Linked DNA regions of Mus musculus: region 1 is linked to region 2. The links are chromatin loops, found by intact Hi-C in ENCODE. Cell type or tissue: left cerebral cortex. All regions are shown on one strand. Region 1 overlaps Eif2s1 (eukaryotic translation initiation factor 2, subunit 1 alpha). Region 2 overlaps Zfyve26 (zinc finger, FYVE domain containing 26).

What was found. Hi-C counts contacts between places; a loop is a spot of excess contacts. Peaks named below come from ENCODE experiments on the same cell type or tissue, not always from the same donor. Only the 100,000 strongest peaks of a DNase experiment are listed, where the experiment ranks them.
Region 1: it touches region 2 in a loop (4-fold over the local background); 1 of 42 quality-filtered maps calls a loop at or near these places.

What each region holds. Positions count from the first base shown.
Region 1 is chr12:78,881,211-78,883,710 of GRCm38, forward strand. It overlaps Eif2s1 (eukaryotic translation initiation factor 2, subunit 1 alpha), which reads left to right. Exons shown (of 8, transcript NM_026114.3): 6 at 1-19; 7 at 2,048-2,191. Among named protein-coding and RNA genes, the nearest start is that of Eif2s1, 20 kb to the left of the region's middle. In left cerebral cortex, no CTCF peak of the experiment used is centred here; a DNase peak (open chromatin) is centred at 1,347.
Region 2 is chr12:79,278,678-79,281,177 of GRCm38, forward strand. It overlaps Zfyve26 (zinc finger, FYVE domain containing 26), which reads right to left. Exons shown (of 42, transcript NM_001008550.1): 11 at 1,680-2,288; 12 at 1,366-1,452; 13 at 413-481. Among named protein-coding and RNA genes, the nearest start is that of Zfyve26, 16 kb to the right of the region's middle. In left cerebral cortex, no CTCF peak of the experiment used is centred here; a DNase peak (open chromatin) is centred at 1,202.

The DNA of each region.
Region 1 (2,500 bases), 400 kb before region 2:
AGAAACCATGCCCATCAAGGTAAGTTGCGTGTTTTCAGATACTTGTGGTCAAACTGTGTGTTAGCAGTTGAGCCCAGGGCCACTAAGTCATGGTTCTAATCTTTTCCCCTTTTGGCTGGTCATGTTGGGTAGAAAAGTACAGCTCCATGATAAAGTGCATACCTGGCATGTTCAGTGCCCAGAGGGTTGGGGTCCGAAAATCTAAAACAACCCAAGCAGTCACAAGAGTCCAGCAAAGTGAGATCTTTATTTGACCTAGGTAACAAAAACTGACCGGTCAGGAGCTGACTGTGTCCTTGAACATTCATCTCAGTGAGTATTTAAGTAGATGAAAAAATGTATTGGACTCAGACCACCACTGATCAGGGCCACAGAACAGACTTGGGAGGTAAACCCACGACCCCTGAACCAGAATGTCATAGAATTTTTAAGCTTCAAAACCACAAACATCTATCTATGCCAGGTTATCCCTCCATCCAGGGTTTAGGGATAAGGGACTTCCTTAGGAATGTGTTTTCGTGGTACACTTACCCTGTTCTAATATGTTGGGTTGTTCAACTGTGGTGGGGCAACTTACCTAGCATTCATGCCTCAGCTTGACGAACAAGATGTTAGTTTCCCACATACATGTCTTTCTGCCAAGCAGGACATCAGTTTCCCAGGGAGGTCTTAAGGACTTAAACTTTATTTAACCCCTATTCAAAATGGAAGTTTTATTCAATATCACGCCATTCTAGTTCCTTCTTATAATAGTTTTCTAAAAACAAAACAAAAGTATCATGGAGATTGAAGAGCCAACACAGGGGGCTAAAAGCTATTACTCTTGCAGAAGATCTGAGTTCGGTGTCATGTCGTTTTTAGTTGATATTTCTGGGGGGTTATTTGCAGTTAATGGCTTTTCGTTGGCGCTCCCATCATAGTGAATATAGAGGGTTTCTATTATTAGTGGACCAGCAATATTAAATCTTCTTTACAGTAAGAAGTTACAGTGCCCAAAATGCTTGTAGTGCCTTGGGAGGCAACATTTTTTTTTTAACAACGTACATTCAACTGGATGGTTGTTACTCAAAGTTTCTTGGAAGGATTTTTCTATCAATTTAGAGATAATTCACCTTTTTCGTTTTTATGATTTATTTATAGCCAGGCATGGTGACACATGCCTTTAATCCCAGCATTGGGGAAGCAGAGGCAGGCAGGTCTCTGTGAACTCAAGGACAGATTGGCCTACCTAGTGAAAGGGTCTCCTTTATGTGTGTGTTTGCCTGTATATGTACCATGTCCATGCCTGGTGCCCACAGAGACCAGAAGAGAGTGTCAGATCCTCTAAAACTGAAGTTACAGATGGTTGTGAGTCACTGTGTGGATGTTGAGAACCAAACTAGCATCCTCTGCAAAAGCAACAAATGTTCTTAACCACGGAGCCATCTTCCCAACCTCAGTTACCCATTATTCTGATGACAACCACCAGAAGCACCCAATAGTTATAATTCTTCATATTCAGTGTTGCAGTGAGCTGTATATATGTACTAGATGAGATCACTGCATCAGTGGTCTGACTACATGTGATGGTTAGTGTTGGTTTACAACTTGACAGACTTAGAATTCTCCTGGGTATGTCTGTGCAAGATCATCTTAATTATGTTATTGAGGTACACTGACCCACCCACTATGAAGGACACCATTCTCTGAATGGATCCTTAACTGTAGAAATGGAGAGGGAACTGAATAGATTGAATGCATGCATTCATTTCTGTCTTCTGACTTTGGACATAATGTGACTGACTAACTCCCACTGCCTTGACTTTATGCCATGATGAGCTATGCTTTGAATTGTGAGCTAAAATAAATCCTTCCTCCTGTAAATTGCTTTTGTTAGAGTATTTCATCACCTCAATGAGAAAAAATCCTAAGGGAATGTATTAATAAACTGGTCTAGAGACCTGGGAGGCAGGTCAAGATGATTTCTTCATGTAGCAAATTAACAAAGCAATTTTTTAATATCCTGGGTAAGTATAATCATAACTTCATTTTTGTCTTTCTCCTTTAGATTAATCTAATAGCTCCACCCAGGTATGTGATGACAACAACGACCCTGGAGAGGACAGAAGGCCTGTCTGTCCTCAATCAGGCTATGGCAGTTATCAAAGAGAAGATCGAGGAGAAGAGGGGCGTCTTCAATGTTCAGATGGAGGTGAGATCAGGATCTTACTTTTTATTTTGTTTTTAATGCTTTTGCTTTGTTTTTTGCTTTTGATACAGGATTCCATGTAGTCAGGGCTAGTTTTCAGCTCACTTTGTAGTCAAGGCTAGCCTTGAACTGCCTGATGACTGCCTATCTACTTAACTTCATTTTTTTTTTTTAGTATGTATGCCCAGGTACACTGACCCCTGGGTGCACATATGAAGGTCAGATTAGTGTTGGATATCCTTTATCTTGTTTTCTTGAGACTCCCTGAACCTAGAGCTGAAGATGCCCCTGTCATCACTCCTACCTCTAGGT
Region 2 (2,500 bases):
TAGAACTCACTCTGTAGTCCATGCTGTTCTTAAACTTACAGAGATCTGAACGCCTCTGCCTACCACATGCTGGGATTAAAGGCGTGCACCACCACTGCCTGGGTTAGAAAGAGCCTCTTAATGAAGCACTCTTCTTCCTTTCCCTAAATAACTGCCAGTCATGTCTTCATGTACGAAGGGCAAACATGTATTACCATCTTAGAATATAAGTACCAACTGCCTTCCTTGAACCTTTGTCTTACTACTGGGTGACTTAACTAAGGAAGAGAGCCTTTTCCCAGCTGACATCTGCTGCTCTCTGCAAGAATAAACCTTGAGCAAAGTTTCAGTTCTAGTGTTTGCAGCGCAGGGCATGGCAAGGGTGCACGAGGGCAAGCTGTCTGCAGGTAGCAGCAGGCTGGGACGCACACACCTGAAGTACTTGTGCTCAGCTCACTACTTGTCCCTTCCAGGGATGGGTTGGAGCCTCTTTCCCGGCCATCTAGAGGTAATAGATTGGAAAATTTAGTCAGCAACTCCTTATAGCGTACAAAGTGTGAAATCAGACTACAAGTCAAGATCTAGACAGACTGAGGCTAAAGGGCGAGTACAGGATAGCAGTTTATACCAATGGCTTTTACCATGTGGGGTCTTAAGAGTCCTGGGAGCTTGTGACCAACATCTGAAGACAAAGTACTAGTGATAGTTTGGTAAAATCATGAACAGGCAACAATGAGGTGCAAAGAAGGGGTCGTGACATTTTCTGACATAGAGGATGTATCTTCAGATATGAAAAGGGAGGAAATAAAGTGCCGGCCGTGGCCTGCAGAAGGCTGCCCAGGGGAAAAGCTGCTCAGTGCCAATGGAGGCTGTCTGTCCCTTAGTGTGGCCTTATGAAGGCCGTGTCACCCACCAATAGTGTCCCCTTGGCCCACTGCTGAGGCAGCCCTGTGGAAAGGAACAGCTGTGGAGAAAAGGAAATTGAGTGTACACTCGTGGGCTGGGTGACTCAGGTGGATGCAGACTCTGCCTGTGTCCCAAGCCAACCAGCTTAGAGCATCAGAGCTGAGTGACACCACCACCACCATGCAGTTTCCCAGGTTTCTCTCATGTCAACCTTCGCCTTCCCAGAGAGTCTACAACCTGTGCATGTGTGTGTGTATGTATGTGGGCGTGTATGTGGGAATATGTGAAAGGATATGTACATTATGTTGCATGGAAAGTTTCTGCATGGCTGTGTAAGAAACTGTTAAGAGCTGACTGTGGGAGTGGGAGGATGCGTTTGTGTTTCTGACCATATGCTCAGCTTAAGGGAACAGACAAGCACTGGCATGCCTCTCTGTCAGGTGAATGGGAACAAGGCTTGACAAGAGTTCTTTAGATCACCTGCCCGGGTCCTTCTGGTCCGACGACCTCGGCGGAGACTAGAATGCCTCGTGGCAATGGGCCGGTATCTTCGGGAAGGTTGCTCTTCTGAAACAGCAAACACAGGCATGGTGACCAGCTTTGATCTGAGCGTTGTGGAAACAGGCGGGGTGATCTTCATTACGCTTTGGGACCTGTAGCACTGCCCTGGGCTGCTAAGGTCATATGTCTCGGATTAGGGTGTGGTTCCCATATGCCCGCCCCTTGTCCACATTGCTGGGGCTTTTCTCCTTTCCCCGCTTTCTAGACTTTCTAGTTCCGACCCCTCCTCTCACCTGAGCCCTGGTTGCTCGTTACCACTTTGTACCGCCACTGTGCCTCGGAGAGAACCTTTGAGAACCTGTGCAGGCGGCTCTGCAGTCCATCTCTGGCCGCTGAACAGCTCTGGTCTTCCGGCAGCTTTGTCTCCTCGGGAGTGCGGTGGCTGCTGATTTCAGTGAGCTGCTCCTGAAGAAGGCTGAGGAACGCTCCCATTGCAAACTCATCGGCCAGGAATCCATTCACGCCACTAGTAAAGTGCTTCAGATCCAAAAAGCTGTGCTTGTGAGGCCCTGGTGAACTGTCTTTCGGCTCTGCCTTTGGACAGCCGGGCACTGTATGAGCAGGGTTCCTGGGTCCCATGGAAGCCCGCTCTGACCTCCTCTCAGTTGCGGCTATGTGCTGAGGGCTCTCTGATGGGGACCTCAAACCCAAGGGGCCTTTCCCCTCAATGTCCTCGTCCTCGGCATAGTCCTCGGGAAGGTGAGGCTCTGGGTGAAGGTCAGCAGAGGTAATGAGGAGCAGTGAGAAGATGTTTTCCAGGATTTCCAGGCACAGAGAGGCGGGGATGCTGTGTAAATACTGTCGGCACCTGGCCAGGTACGTAGGGAAGAGATGTGAAGCACCTAAGCATGGACGAGGAAGAGATAGGGAGAGCAACCTGAGAAAGCAGAGCCACTGAACAATGCCATGCTTCTGCTCTTACAGGATCACAAGCTTTCTTATCTATGACAAAGGCTTCCTCCAGATTTCAGTTCTAGGGATTAAGGTAACACGGGCTCCTTATCATAATCTCAATTCAACTTTAACCTCCCACTATGCTTAAAGAGGACCTTAG